Regions from separate parts of the Homo sapiens genome. Here region 1 is linked to region 2. Evidence: read pairs that join two places in POLR2A ChIA-PET (ENCODE). Cell type or tissue: PC-3. All regions are shown on one strand. Each heading gives the region's core, and the rest is flanking DNA. Links, peaks and the distances in the headings are about the cores only.

What was found. Peaks named below come from ENCODE experiments on the same cell type or tissue, not always from the same donor. Only the 100,000 strongest peaks of a DNase experiment are listed, where the experiment ranks them.
Region 1: POLR2A ChIA-PET joins it to region 2 with 6 read pairs; 2 of 35 experiments call an interaction of 5 or more read pairs at or near these places.

The regions. Positions count from the first base shown.
Region 1 is chr2:23,896,116-23,904,461 of GRCh38, reverse strand. All of the region lies in intron 1 of ATAD2B (ATPase family AAA domain containing 2B), which reads left to right. It also overlaps the pseudogene RPS13P4. Among named protein-coding and RNA genes, the nearest start is that of ATAD2B, 27 kb to the left of the region's middle. In PC-3, for the core only: no CTCF peak of the experiment used is centred there; DNase peaks (open chromatin) are centred at 1,821, 2,311, 3,341 and 3,791; H3K4me3 peaks cover 1,756 bases; H3K27ac peaks cover 3,231 bases.
Region 2 is chr2:24,284,057-24,292,402 of GRCh38, reverse strand. It overlaps ITSN2 (intersectin 2), which reads left to right. Exons shown (of 40, transcript NM_006277.3): 16 at 6,052-6,191; 17 at 7,560-7,640. Among named protein-coding and RNA genes, the nearest start is that of ITSN2, 72 kb to the left of the region's middle. In PC-3, for the core only: no CTCF peak of the experiment used is centred there; no DNase peak of the experiment used is centred there.

The DNA of each region.
Region 1 (8,346 bases), core at 152-8,151, 390 kb after region 2:
TAGTCATCACCTGTACTTGCTCACCACTTGCTCCATTATTCACCTAGTGTTTTCCACCCCGCATTTCACAGACATTGCCCTGTCAGAAGTTACAATGATCTCTTACTTACAAATCCTCAGGTTTATCAGCTTTCTTCTGTTAAAGTCTTTTTGGAGCAGTTTAACTCCTCTTGTTTTAGTGAGAGACTATATTTGTCTCTGATTTTTATGACATCTCTTGTGCTTATCCCCATTAATTAGGCATTTTTTTAAGGTTTTGACTTCTGCCCTTCTGTTTTTATACTCTGTACGTTACCTATGATCATTTTCTTTTATGACCATGTTTCATATCTGTCTCTGCTCCTTAACTCACTTCAACTCAGAGGTGTGTTTCCCATAGCCTGATAGACCTCTCCTTAGATTTCTGGCTATAATTCCAAACTAACTTTCCAATTTTAATTCAGCATTATACTTCTCCCGTCATCACCTGTTCCCTGGCTCCCCACACCACCATCACCACTACCACCACCACCACCACCACCAACAACAACCGGCACTTTTTATACCTGCCCTTACTGTATTTATTTTGAATACAGCACTGATATCGCTAATCTAGTTATTTTGTTTTCTGGACTAAATTTCTTCTTTCTGATTTTCCCAATTCTAAATGAGGCCGTCATCAAGTTTTGATTTAATCTAGTGGTCTGCTAATTAACTTAGTTCCATGCATCTCTCATTTTTAAATGCTATACTTGGCTTCATTCTTTTTGTTTTTAGATTAAAATCCAGCTTTTAGATTTCTGACAAATTTAGATCTGGGCATGAAGCCTTCCTTGAAAACCAGAGCAGCATCTATTCATTTCTAGTTATTCTCAAGTTCTTTTGCCTCACTTTTTAAGATTTATGACAGAATAATAGTCACTATTTATGGTAGCTGATGAGTATGGTTTAAGGGACTGTAAAAGTCAAGGAGAGAATGGTTTTTACAAATTGAAAAAAGTTATCTATTCAAAGAGGTTAGAATTAAAAAAGTTGCTTAAGTGGGGATGACTATATCTTTTCATTATTTAATTTCTGTAGGATTTTACATTATTATTATTATACTTCTCTTGGAAGTTATCTCATCCTTGGATTGTGTTCTGGTATTTTATGTGCCCCATTATTAAGTTGTTAGAATACATATTCCCACTTCTATAGAAGACTTGAAAACAACATTTATTTATTTATTTATTTATTTATTTATTTTTGAGACACAGTCTTGCTCTGTTGCCCAGACTGGAGTGCAGTGACGTGATTATGGCTCACTGCAACCTCAACTGCTGGGGCTCAGGTGATTCTCCCACTTCAGCCTCCCAAGTAGCTGGGACTGCAGGCATGGACCAGCACACCTGGCTAATTTTTCTATATTTTTGTAGAGACACGGTCTTGCCATTTTGCCCAGGCTGGGCTCGAACTCCTGAGCTCAAACAATCTGCCCACCTCAACCTCTCAGTGTTGAGATTACAGGCATGAGCCACCATGCCCGGCCAAAAACATCCTTTAAAGTCTACATCAAATAGGTTATTTATTTATTTATTTATTTAAAGAGACAGGTCTTGCTGTGTTACTCAGACTGGTTTCAAACTCCTGGCCACAAGGATCCTACCGCCTGGGTCTCCCAAAATGTTGGGATTACAGGTGTGAGCCACTGTGCTTGGCCTCAAGTAGTTCTTATCCATCTTTTTTACCACTGCCTTCCACGTCTTATGTACATAGTAGGTCATCAGTAAATGTTAGTTAACTGAAATTATTTCCCTTATGCCTGAGGTACTTTTCCTACTCATGGATTATAATCACTGTGACACAGATTGCTAAATGGCTGTGGGTAGATTGCATAATCTTTTAAATATCTTTGTCATGAAACTGGTAACGCCTTCTCTCAAAGGGTTAGGTTATCATTAGCTAGTAAAATGCTTTGAGGGAAGATGAAAAAGTTAAGGTTGAGGGTTATGATCATCCTATTAAGGGTGAATTGTTAGCATCAGGTTTGTAGGTAGAAGCTTTCCCAAAGCTTGAAGTTAATTAAATGGTGCTGAAGTAATTATTTTGTACCTGTTTACATCGTGGTTGCTTACTTTACTTAAATCCCTAGATTTCTTTGGAGGGAAGGAGTCTTTGGTAATCCTCTTTATTCTGAGGTCTCTGTCATAGAGCCAAATCAAGATTGAAACCCTCCCGTGACAAAAAAAGTAAATATACCAGTACATTGTAGCAGTTAGGATGATGTGCTTTGTATTATACTTGAAGTATGTTATATGCCAGAGGTCCTCAGACTTTTGTGTACTAAGAATCATTTGGAAGCCCTTGTTAAAAACGTTTCACCTCCAGAGATTCCAGTCCAGCAGGTTGTAATTTTTAATGAGTAATGCAGGTGATTTTTGATTCAGGTAGTATGTAAACAACAGTTTGAGAAATACTTCTGAATGGAATTGAAAGCCAGTAGAATATGCAAATGGCCAATAAATAAATGTGCAAAACTCACTTAAATTGATATTCAAGTAACTATATACTTGGATTATTTTAAAAATTCAAATATTTTACTACTTTTTTTTTTGTCTTCAGTTCAATGGTACATAGTACTTATTTCCAGAGTATGTTTGGGAAACTAGTACCTGCAGATATTCCATGAAAAAAGAGAGCTTGATCAAATAAGTTTGTGAAATGTTACATACTTTATTTCATCCTTAGAGATTTATTTTGCATGTTATCATAATACTCTTAGAAGTTTTGCAGCAAAAAGCCTTGGACCTCATCGTTTCCCAAACTTAATTCACCATGAGCCCTCCTTTCTTGCCCCTAATAATTTATATTAATAATTTGTGAACAAATTTCCAGAAATTTTGTTTGTTGTTTTTCCTTGTTATCATGGAATTTTAAAAAATAGGGTACGTTTTTGTAATTCAGGAGCTTAAAATCTTGCTAGAATTTCAAGACTTGGACATGACACTTTAAAGATGATAAATATATAATGCTAAGTTGAAATAATCAAGTGCCCAAATGTATAGTAGGGCTGCAACTAGTAGCAGGGATAAGCTTAATTTAGGCTAGATTCTTCAGGGAGATTTCATGAAGAAAAAAAAAAAAAGGGTCCTGAGATAGGTCTTGAAGATGAATGATCAAATTTGATTGGAAGGAGTAATGCTGGCCTGGGCTATCTAAATTGGTACAGTAGTTTATAGGTACTAGTTTCTGTATCACAGATACACTCTAGCTTAAAATACATGATGTTGCTTCCTCAGTGACTCCTTTTTTTTCGATAAACAATCATTTTATTACTTGAGTACGTAGACAAACTTATGCAACCAGGGCAGAGGCTGTGGATGACTCATGTTTCCAGTTGGGTGGGAGGATTTGCTTGGTCTTGTATTAATAATATTGAGCCAGTCGGTGAATTCATCTATCAGAATCAGATGGAATTTGGCATCCTTATCCTTTCTGTTCCTCTCAGCATGCTTTCGAATAGCAACTGCTTGCTTAATTAAACAGTAGAGATCCTCAGGGAGATCAGGCGCAAGTCTTTTGGACTTAAGGATTCTTAAGATTGTATTGCCTGTCACAAAAATATACTTGTGCAACACCATATGAGCCTCAGGATCACACTGATTTGTGAGGGAGGCAGACCCTTCTTGGTCAGTTTGTAAGTCTGCTCCTTCATGTCATCAGATGTCAGCTTCAGCCAAGTGGGAACCTTGCAGTGACAGGGCAGAGCCGATTGAGACAGGCCCTTCCCAGGAGTGCACATGCGACTCATGATGGTGGCAGTCAGGCGGTCCAGTGACTACGTCTTGAATATGTTATATAATAATGCTTTTCAAACTCTAATGTGCACATGAATCACCTGGGGATCTTTTAAAAATGGTTTCTGATTCAGTGGATCTGAGGGTGGAGCCTGAGATTCTACATTTCTAATGAGCTTCCAAATAGATCATGCCCATGTTGTTGGTTCACAGACCAGAATTGGAGTAAAGAATGTCTTGGATTAGTAATTCAGTTAGATGACCTTTAATGCACACTTTAACCTTGGGAGTCTGTAAATATACCAGGTTGGAGTGGATGAGCTAGTATAAAGAAAACTAAAGCTGGGCGTGGTGGCTCATGCTTGTAATCCCGGCGCTTTGTGGGGCCGAGGTGGGAGGATCTCTTTAGGTCAGGAGTTTGAGAACAGCCTGGCAATGAGACTCTGTCTCAAATAAAATAAAATAATAAAAATATAAAATAAAAAGTAAGAGGCCAGGCGTGGTGGCTCATGCTTCTAATCCCAGCACTTTCGGAGGCCGAGGCTGGCAGATCACGAGGTCAGGAGTTTGAGACCAGCCTGGCCAACACAGTGAAACGCTGTCTCTACTAAAAATACAAAAATTAGCTGGGCGTGGTGGCATGCACCTGTAATCCCAGCTACTTGGGAGGCTGAGGCAGGAGAATTGCTTGAACTGGGAGGTGGAAGTTGCAGTGAGCCGAGACCACTGTACCCCAGCCTGGGCGACAGAGCTAGACTCTGTCTCAAAAAAAAAAAAAAAAAAAAAAAGTAAGAAAACTGTATTAGAAATGAAAGGACTACTGGGCGCGGTGGCTCACACTTGTAATCCCAGTGCTTTGGGAGGCTGAGGCAGGCGGATCACAAGTTTGGGAGTTCAAGACCAGCCTGGCCAATATGGTGAAACCCGGTCTCTAGTAAAAATACAAAAATTAGCTGGGCGTGGTGGCATGTGCCTGTAGTCTCAGCTACTCAGGAGGCTGAAGCAGGATAATCGCTTGAACCCAGGAGGCGGAGCTTGCAGTGAGCTGAGATCATGCCACTGCACTCCAGCTTGGGTGAGAGAGCGAGACTCCATCTCAGAGAAAAAAAAGAAAAAAATGAAAGGACTAAATTTAAAAACACTCATTTGAGTATAGTATGGTGACTGACAAAGGATTGTTATAAGATTGAAGTATATCTTAAATGATTTTCCACCCTGTGCTGAATATAGTTTGGAAGTAGCTAGCTGGCTTTTCTTGGGAACTTAACCTAATAAGTGATGGTGTATTATAAAACTAATACACCATCTTAATTATATACATGCTCATATTTGAATTTCAATTATTTTTTCTTTTGTGCCTTTTAGTACCAGTGTGGCCTTGTGGCTTTTTTTTTTTTTTTTTTGAGATGGGGTCTTGCTCTTTCGCCCAGGCTTGGCGTGATCACAGCTCACTGCAGGCTTGACCTCCTGTGCTCAAGCGATCCTCCCACCTCACCCTCGCTGAGTAGCTGGGACCACTGGTGCATACCACTATGCCCAACTAATTATTATTATTCTTTTGCGACAGTTTCCCTCTTGTTGCCCAGGCTGGAGTGCAATGGCATGATCTCAGCTCACTGCAACCTCCGCCTCCCGGATTCAAGCAATTCTCCTGCCTCAGCCTCCCAAGTAGCTGGGATTACAAGCATGGGCCACCATGCCTGGCTAATTTTGTATTTTTAGTAGAGATGGGGTTTCACCATGTTGGTCAGGCTGGTCTCGAACTCCTGACCTCAGGTGATCCACCCGCCTCGGCCTTGCAAAGTGCTGGGATTACAGGCATGAGCCACTGCCCCTGACTTAACTAATTTTTATTTTTAAGTTTTTTGTAGAGATAAGGTCTCATTACGTTGCCCAGGCTAGTCTGGCACTCCTGGCCTCAAGCAGTCGTCCTGCCTTGACCTCTCAAAGTTTTGGGATTTCATGTGTGAGCCACTGTGCCTGGTCACAGATATTTCTATATGGTAGCATATTGAAAAGGATTATAGATACTTCTTGACAAAAAGAGTCAAACTCTGTAAAATATTTAAAGAGATTTATTCTGAGCCAAATATGAGCAGCCATGGACCAAGACACAGTCTCAAGAGGTCCTGAGAACATGTGCCCAAGGTGGTTGAGTTATAGCTTCATTGTATACATTTTAGGAAGACATATGACATCAATCAGTACGTGTGAGGTCTACATCAGTTCAGTCTGGAAAGACGGGAAAGATGGAGGGCTTACAACTGATAGGTGGATTCAAAGATTTTCTAATTGGCAATTTGTTGGAAGAGTTATTTTCTAAAAACCTGGAGTCAGTATAAAGGAGTGTCTGGGTTAAGATAAAGGGTTGTGGAGACCAAGATTCTTATTGCATAGATGCAGTGGCCTCCCTTAGAGACAATAGGTGGCAAATATTTTTTGTTCAGACCTTTAAAAGTTGCTGGGCGAGGTGTGGTGCCTCCCACCTATAATCCTAGCACTTTGAGAGGCTGAGGTGGGCGCATTGCTTGAGGCCAGGAGTTTGAAACCAGTCTAGGCAATATAGTGAGGTCCCATCTTAACAACAACAAAAAATTAGCTGGGCATGATGGCAGGTGCCTGTAGTCCCAGCTACTTGGGAGGCTGAAGCTAGAGGATTGCTTGAGTCCAGGAGGCAGAGGCTGCAGTGAGCCATGATCACATAGATTGAGACTCTGTCTCAAAAAAGAAAAGAGATTTAGGTATATATGTATGTGTATGTTTATATGTTTATATATTCCTTAGCTCTCTCTGCTGAGAGCACTTAATTGCAGTGACGCCTCAGTAACAGTGAGCACACGTAGTGCCCAGCTTTTGGTTTCTAAATACTATCATTGACTAAGAGGAACCAAGGCCCCTTGGAGAAATGCTAATCTAGGGCCAGAGAGGGAAAGTATAAAATAAGCCTACAGAATTCAGTTGTGCCAGAAAGTAAGGAAGTACTCAGAATGATGAGGATGTGTCAAAAGACACAGGAATTGCTTTGAAGGGGCTCACATTAGCTAAATCTCACATAATTTGAGCAACAAAATAAATAGAGTAGGAAATTATAATTTGTAGAATAAAATAAGAATCCATGATACTGATAAAAATATAAATGAATAAATGAATTTGGGGGGACAGGTTAAGCTCTCTGTTAAAATGCCAACTACAAATGTAGAAGGAATGATGGAATTAGATAATCACTATCTTTGTGGTATTTGATAATGGCAAGAGTAGTCAATGAATACTAAGGCTGGTTGGTAGAGATTTGATGAGGAACAGGATATTGGTGAATTATCAAAATAATCCCCCATAATGTATACATCAAATACAAAGGAAAACATAGTTACTTTACAGTGAAGAAACCTGGCAGACACCAGGTTGACCAAGTGATGAGGGTTAACATCCCTAGGGATGGGAAGGATAGGTATAGTATGCACAGCATCATTTCTGTATATTCTTTTTAAGAATATGTGGCCTGAATCTGATTATTAGGAACATCAGCTGGGCCCAGATTGAGGGTCATCCTAGAGAATGAAAGGCCTGTACTTTTTAATTTTTTTTGAGACGGAGTCTCGCTCTGTCACCCAGTCTGGAGTGCAGTGGTTGCTCACTGCAACCTCCACCTCCTGGGTTTGAGTGATTCTTGTGCTTCAGCCTCCCGAGTAGCTGGGATTATAGGCATGTACCACCACACCTGGCTTTTTAAAAAAATATTTTTAGTGGAAATGGGTTCACCAGGCTTGTCTGGAACTCCTGACCTCAGGTGATCTGCCCCGCCTTGGCCTCCCAAAGTGTTGGGATTACATGCATGAGCCACTGCACCTGGCTCGCCTGTACTCTTGACCGTCAAAGACATGAAAGATAGGGAAAGAAGGAAAGACTGATTGAGGGAGACTGAGGAGGTCCATTAACTAAATGCAATATGTGTTTCTGTTTAGGATCCTGCACCTGAAAGAGAGGCATTGTTGGGACATTTGGTGAAATTTGAATATGTCTGTGGTTTGACTCTGTATTATACCAATGTTCATTTCCTGATTGGGGGGTTGTATGGTGGTAATGTAGCAAAGTGCCCTTGTTTTGGGAGGTACATACTGGAGTATTTAGGAGGGTCTGAGGGATTGTGTCATACAAAAAAGATATATATCACACCAAACGTTTAAGAACACACGCCCTTTCTTGAACATTTTTCAAAATAAAAACAAGAAACAACATATTTTTCTGATTATAAATGTAATCTTTCTTGTTTTTATATTTACAGATTATACATTTTGCTATATTTGTAGTATAATTCAGTAAAATTTATTGGTTGACGAAATGCTTGATTATCCAAGAATATTAATAATTCTTTTTTTTTTTTTGAGACAAAGTCTTGCTCTGTCATCCAGGCTGGAGTGCACTGGCATGATCTCGGCTCACGGCAGCCTCCGCCTCCTGGGTTCAAGCGATTCTCTTGCTTCAGCCTCCCAAGCAAGTAGCTGGAATTACAGGTGCCTGCCACCACACCCAGCTAATTTTTTTTTTTTTTTTTTGGTAGAGGCGGGGTTTCACCATGTTGGCCAGTCTGGTC
Region 2 (8,346 bases), core at 146-8,145:
CATTCCAGAGTCAGGGTGAGCTAACCCACCTGATATGCACAGTGGCAGAAATATATCTTTATTATTGTCATCATTGTTGTCATTGTTCCTATTTGAATTGTGAATAAAATGTAGAATATGTCTTATTGAGGACGTGATGGGGCTATTCTTTCTCTGTGGAATGTAATTCAGTGCAGCTGTTACCTATTTATTTATTTAGCCATAGTCCAATTCAAAATAGGAAGCTTTTGTTTGGGCTTTGAAAAGTACCCTGTATCCCTTAGATGCCTCTCTGTATAACAATTGCCATTTAAGATTACCAGCCATGTGCCAAGCACTGTGTGAGTCAGTTTTGATGCATTCTTTCCTTTAATCTTTACAATAACCCTTTGGTATAGTTATTATTCCCATTGTGAGCTCAGGAAAACTGAGGTTCAGAGAGATTAAGTAGTTACCCAGGATGGTACAATCATAGTACTCAAATTCATGTCTAACTGTAAAGCCCACTGTACTACCATGTTGTTTCTTTGTCTTATTTTCCAGTTACCCAACATAGTGCTCATATATGTCATCAAATTTGGTATTAAAACATGCATTATTAGTAATATACATTGTTATGAATAAAGCAGAAATATGGGCCGGGTGCAGTGGCTCATGCCTGCAATCCTAGCACTTTGGGAGGCCAAGGCAGGCGGATCACGAGGTCAAGAGATCGAGATCATCCTGGCCAACATGGTGATACGCCATCTCTACTAAAAATACAAAAATTAGCTGGGCATGGTGGCGCACGCCTGTAGTCCCAGCTACTCAGGAGGCTGAGGCAGGAGAATCACTTGAACCTGGGAGGCAGAGGCTGCAGTGAGCTGAGATCGCACCGCTGCCCTCCAGCCTGGTGACAGAGCGAGACTCCGTCTCAAAAAAAAAAAAAAAAAAAGGAAGAAGAAGAAATATGCAGCTATAACACTTCGCTAATAGACGTGAAAGATTCCTGAATAGGCTGGACACTGTGGCTCATGCCTGTAATCCCAGCACTTTAGGGTGCTGAGGTGGGCAGATCACTTGAAGCCAGGAGTTTGAGACCAGCCTGGCCAATGCGGTGAAACCCCATCACTGCTAAAAATACAAAAATCAGTAGGGGTAGTGGCACGCATCTGTGGTCTCAGCTACTCGGAAGGTTGAAGCATGAGAATTGCTTGAACGTGGGAGGCAGAGGTTGCAGTGGGCCGAGATGGTGCCACTGCACTCCAGCCTGGGTAATAGAGTGAGACTCTGTCTCAAAACAAAATAAAAAAAAAAGATTCCTGAATAATTAGAGACATTTTATGTTCCTAAATGAACTAGCTTAATATTATACTATACTATACATCAATACTATGTCAGTTCTCTCCTAATTTATATATTCAGTTCTTTTTGGGTTTCTTAAAATGAAACTTGGGAAGATAACTGACAAATTCATCTAGAAAATAAATTGTACAAGATTAGGCAAAACTTGAAAAAGAAAAACTTTGGTAGGGGGGAGGAGACTAACCCTATCAGATATCGAAACATAAGATATGAAAGTTAGAGTGCCTAAAATAGTGTGTTATTGATCAGAAATAGAAAAGTAGAACAATGGAATTGAATAGAGTCTAGAAGAAAGCCCATGCATGTATGGCAACGTAGGATAAGATAAAGTTGGCACTTAACATCAGTGGGGAAAGGATGGGCTTTCAGTAAGTGATTTGAGGGACAGTGGATTATCTGAAAGAGTTGCAGAGGAGCTCTTTACCGCTCTCTATGTACAGAAATAAATTCTAGATAAATTAGGAGGCTAAACATAAAAACAACTTAAAAACTATTATAAAACAGGAAAATATTTTATAATCTTGGTATGAGGAAGGTCTCTTTAAACAATACATAGAGTCATGAAGAAAATACTTACAGATTTGATGATTAAAAATGAAAACATCATAATGAAAGACAGCATAAACACTAAAAAATTTGAAGTACATGTAATACAAGAATTTAGAGCTTCTACAAATCAAAAATTAAGACAGCCCAATAGAAAAATACGGCAAAGGATAAGACCTAACAATTCAAGACTCTGGCCAGAAACATAAATAGATGTTTCTTTGACATCACTGGTTATCAAGAAAATACAAATTAAAATAACAATCAGGTTTCTTTTTTGCCAATTAGCAAAAATGAAAAAAGATTGATAATATCCAATATAGATGAGGGTTTGCAGAAACAGGTATTGTTGGTGGCATAAGTTGATAACAGCTTTTTTGGAATAGTAGTTTGGCAATTTCTGTCAGAATTTAAAGTGTGCATTAACAGAATGAAAGACAAAAATCTACGAGCCACGTGATCATCTCCATAAATAACAGAACGAGTATTTGACAAGGTTTAACATCTTTTCATGATAAAAACTCTCAAAAAAAATAGATATAGAAGGAATTTTCTTCAACATAATAAAGGCCATTTATGAAAAGCTCACAGCTATCATAATCAATGGGGGTAAACTGAAGACTTTTCATCTAAGATCGGGGTGTCTAATCTTATGGCTTCCCTGGGTCACATTGGAAGAAGAGTTGTCTTGGGCCACACATAAAATCCACTAACACTGATGATAGCTGATGAGTGCTAAAAAAAATCTCATAATGTTTTAAGAAAGTTTATGAATTTGTGTTGGGCCACATTGAAAGCCATCCTGGGCCGCATGTGGCCCATGGCCTGCAGGTTGGATAAGCTTGATCTAAGATCTGGTATGAGGTAGGGATACGCACTTTTTACCACTTCTGTTCAACGTAATGCTGGAAGTACTAGCAGGACTACTCAGACAAGAAAAAGGAATAAAATACATTCAAATTGTAAAAGTAGTAGTAAAATTATCCCTGTCTGCAGATGACATGATCCTATATGTTGAAAACCCTAAAGACTGCAATAAAACTTAGAACTAATACATGAATTGAGTAAAGTTGTAGGACACAAAATCAGCATACAAAAATCAGTTGCATTTTTTACACCAATAACTATTCAAAAAAGAGATCAAGTAAACAATATTATTCATGACAGCATCAAAAATAATTAAATACTTAGGAATAAATTTGACCAAGGAGGGGAAAGATCTGTAACTGAAAACTAATTGATGGGAGAAATTGAAAAAGACATAAATAAATGGAAAGATACTCCATGTTCATGTATTGGAAGAATTAATATTTTAAAAATTATCTGTACTACCCAAAGCAATATACAGATTCAACACAATATCAGAATTCAAATAGCATTTTCACAGAAATAGAAAAAGCAATTTTAAAACGTATATGGAATCACAGAAGACTTCAAATAGCCAAAGCAATCTTGAGAAAGAAAAACAAAGTTGGAAGCATCACACTGCCTGTTTGCAAATATTATGAAGCTATAGTAATCAGAACAGTGTGGTACTGGCATAAAAACAGACATAGGGACAACATGAACCTGCAAGATGTTACATTAAGTGAAGTAAGCCAAGCGCAGAAAGACAAATACGGTATGATTTCATTTATTTGTGGAGTGTATATATTTATCCATAAAAGTAGAGAATAAAATGGTGGCTACCAGGGCTGGTGAGAGAAAAGGGGATCACTGAGAGTTTGCTCAAAGGAAATCAACATTTCAGTTAGATAGGAGGAATAAGTTCAAGAAATCTATTGTACAACCTGGTGACTATAGTTAATAATAGTGCATTGTATTCTTTAAAGTTGCTAAGAGAATAGATTTTAAGTGTTTTCACCACAAAAATGGTAAGTATGTGAGGTAAGTATGTGAGGTTAATTAGCTGAATTTAGCCATTTTACAATGTATACATATTTCAAAACAACATGCGTACTATAAATACAAGTTTTTATTTGTTGATTACAAAAGACATAGATTTACAGAATAGAGAGCCTAGCTAATTAACATACACATTATGTTAATTAGCTAAATTATGCATATGTTAATTAGCTCCTTAGCCAATTTACAATGTATACATATTTTAAAACAACATGCATACAATATATATACAATTTTTTGTCAATTACAAGACATACAGACTTATGAAATAGAATAGAGAGCCCAAAAATAAACCCAAGTGTATATGGTCAACTAATTTTTGACAAGGGTATCAAGAAGACACAATGGGAAAAGGTAGCCTCTTCGATAAATGGTATTGGGAAAACTGGATATCCACCTGCAAAAGAATGAAATTGGAGCCTTATACCATACTCAAAAATCAGCTCAAAATGGATTAAACATAAGACATGAAACCGTAAAACTCCTAGAAGAAAACATTGACAAAAGCTCTTTGACATTGGCCTTGGCAGTGATTTTTTGGATATTACACCAAAAGCTCAGGAAACAAAAATAAACAAGTGGGACTTCATCAAACTAAAAAGTTTCTGCACAGTAAAGGAAACAATCAAGATGAAAAGGCAGTCTGTGGAATGGGAGAAAATACTTGTGAGCCATGTATCTGATAAGTGGTTTATATCCAAAATACAAGGAATATATATAACTCAATACCAAAAAACAACCCAATTTCAAAATGGGCAAAGGACCTGAGTGGACATTTCTCCAAAGAAGACCTAAAAATGGTAAAGAGATATTTAAAAAGGGACTCAACATTATTAATCATCAGGGAAATGCAAATCTAAACCACATTGAAATATAATATCACCTCACACCTGGTAGGATGGCTGTTATCAAAAAGATCAGAGATAACGAGTGGTAGTGAGCATGTGGGAACAAGGGAACCCATGTACACTGTTGGAGGAATGTAAATTGGTATAGTTGTTAAGGAAAACAGTATGAAGGTTTCTAAAAAAAATAAGATAGAACTCTTGTATGATCCAGCAATCTCACTTCTGAATATATATTCAAAGGAAACAAAATTACTGTCTCAAAGAGATATTTGCGCTCCCTTATGCTAAATGCAGTAAGTCAGTTACAGAAAGACAAATACTGCATGACCTCAGTTTCATATAAAATCTAAAAAAGTTGAACTCCTGTACAGAAACTGAGAGTAGAAGAGTGGTTACCAGGGGTTAGAGGGAGGGGAAAATGGGTAGATGTTGATCAGTGGGTTCAGACCAACATCTACCCATACCAGTCAGAAAGGTAGTTATATAAATTATGCAGTAGCCATAATGTAAACTACTATGGAGCAATTTAAAAGAATGAACTAGATCTGTTTGTCCTGATTGATAAGATATCTTACTAAATTGAAAACAAGTTGCATAGCAATGTAGACAATATGATTCTGTTAAAACCCATGGAAATAAAAGTTGAGTATGTACACATCTAAATGTAAATGCCTAAAAGGGGGATGAACTTGCAGTTGAAATGGAGGTGTTTTAATTTTTTACTCTGTATGTTTCATTTTATTTAAATTTTGTACTTCTGTACTTCAAAAATATGATAAAGTTAAAAACAGACATTTAAACAGATAATATTGCTATTTTAATTTATTGTAATGTATTCTGCATTATATATTTCCATCTGGTTTCTTCATCCCTGCATGAATATGTAAAAAAAGATAATATAAAATGAAACCTTCTGTTCTTACCTCCTAAAATAATGTTACTAAATAATCCAGTTAGTAATACTTACTGAATCTTTGCTGTGAATATTTCCCTGTTCTTGGGAGCACTAAGAATAAATGGAAAGCTACTTTAACTATAGTTTCTATTAATTGAGTATTAACTGTGGACCAGAGTGTACAATGGCTTTATATCCATCACCTCATTTAATGTAGCATGATGCTCATTGTATAGATGAAAAGCCTGAGGATTCGATTGGTGAAGCATCTTTCCTAAAGTAGAATTTCACTTCAGGTCCTAGTCCTTTTGAATGCAGAACCAAGGCTTACAACCATTTCCTCTGATGCTCTTTCCAGCATATAATCTGGGAAGTGGAAATAACAACTGAATGTTTTCTCTTGTACTGGTCTGCATTGTGTATACATCCTTCGTATTGGTCTAGTTACATCAATCTGACCAAACAGTAAATGACATGCTGGTAATGACATACGAACTTCTGCAAAATGTAAACTGTCTGATGTTTGTTTTTCAGATTCAGGGGTCAGTTTACTTCATAAAAAATCATTAGAAAAGGAAGAATTATGCCAAAGACTTAAAGAACAGTTAGATGCTCTTGAAAAAGAAACTGCATCTAAGCTGTCAGAAATGGATTCTTTTAACAATCAACTAAAGGTATTTATTTTTGATACTATTTATTTTTAGGTAACTGCCTTCTTACCTTCATTATTTTGATTTAATAGAATAAATAGCTAAAGCTATTATATGTATTACATTTTCATAATTTATTTTATAATTTCAACTATACAAGAATTTCAAGATTGTTTTTAATGTTCTAGTTATATGACATAGTGTCATATAACTAAACATATACTTTATCACAGTTTCCAATTTTTGATGACTATGTGCTGTTTGTCTTGGCATCTATACATTTCCAGAACAATTGCCTTTGTCAGTATTACAGAACTGATCTCAGCCAGCGTTATCCTAGGCAATTTTCAAAAATGAGAAATATGGAAAATTTGAAATAGTTTAGGTGTTAGTGGCTCTTTTAACACAGTTTTTATTTTGTTTCCTTGTGAAGTGTAATTTAATTAACCTTTGTTAAATAATGCAATAATCAGTGAAATCTAGAACAGAATCTGGCACTATAAACTTTGCACAAAAAGCAAGTTAATGATTCATTGTTTGCCGCAGTGGCAGAGCAGATGTCCAAAACATAGACTGTCTGCATATCATTCACCACAGTATTCATTGTACACTGAAGCCATACCTATGAAAGAAACTAAAAACCCAGGCTCATGGCATAGAATGTAAATTTGGGAATAGTCTCAGTTATTCCTTTGCTAACAATATAAAGTTTCCAGAGCATAAGCTATTCTCTGTAAGAAATAAAGCTTTTCATAAAGCTTTTGTATAAGAAATCTCTCTCTTCATATGGCTTTTATCATGCTGACTTATTTAGAATAACATTAACAGCAAATATAGAGTAAACAGCATGCTAAAGAAAGGACAACATGGTGGCTTCAGGTAAGGAAAGGGAATTTGAGGTGAACAATGTTAATAATACACTTTACACAAGCATATGTTCAGTAGAAAAAAATTTTATAGAAAACCAAATCATTTGTCATTGCTGGTTAGACAAGCCAGCCAACTTATCTTCCCTATATTATTTCTTTAAAAAATCTACATAACTGGGCATGGTGGCTCATGCCTGTAATCCCAGCACTTTGAGAGGCTGAGGCGGGCGGATCACGAGGTCAAGAGATCGAGACCAGCCTGGGCAACATGGTGAAACCCCATCTCTACTAAAAATACAAAAATTAGCTGGGCGTAGTGGCATGCGCCTGTAGTCCCAGCTACTCGGGAGGCTGAGGCAGGAGAATCGCTTGAACCCGGGAGGTGGAGGTTGCAGTGAGCTGAGATTGCGCCACTGCAGTCCAGCCTGGCGACAGAGTGAGACTCCATCTCAAAAAAAAAAAAAAAAAAAAAAAAAAATTCTGTACGTAGTTTAATTGGCTTTTTATCTGCCTTATCTTACAGTGTGGGAATATGGATGACTCTGTTCTTCAGTGCCTTTTGTCTCTGCTAAGCTGTCTCAACAACCTCTTCCTCTTACTTAAGGTTATTTTCTAATATCTAGCTTCTTTTCTTTGAGTTACTTTGCTGTTTTATTTTTTTAAAACTAGACTATTCTTTGCCTTTATCTGAGTATCTTTGTTTGAAATAACATATACAATATAAGCCTTTTTCTTTCTGCTTGCTTGAATATCCTTCTGCTATCTGACTGCCTGTTTGAGTCTAATGCCAGAAGTCAGTAAGGTTGCCTGTCACAGTAACCTTTCTCAAAAGAAGTCCAGGACACTTAGAAATATAACCTGGTTCCTTTACAACATCCCTGGGAGTGGGTTAACTGATAAAGATGATTACTAACTCAATTCAAAGGAAAATGTGAGATTAAATCACTTACCCATATCACTGAAAATCAGTGTTTAAAATAAAACTTAATACTTTATGAAATCTAGGGCAAGTTTATGTCATATATGCACCAAGCTGCTTCCTAATACTGTTGTAAGGACAATTTTAAAGAACCAATAATGCAGGGGCAACTTTAGTCAGGTCTAGTTACCAGGCTCATATTTAGACATGCTTGCACATCAGATAAAAATGTTTAAATTATATAAATATTTCTCTTTGCCATGTATAACGTAGATTATTAAAAATATTTTAATAGAGCTTAAAGAAATGTGCTTTATGTTTACTGCTTGCTGACTCTAGTAGATTTTGACTACACATTTTACTCAGTACTAAAATGGATAGCAATAGGGCA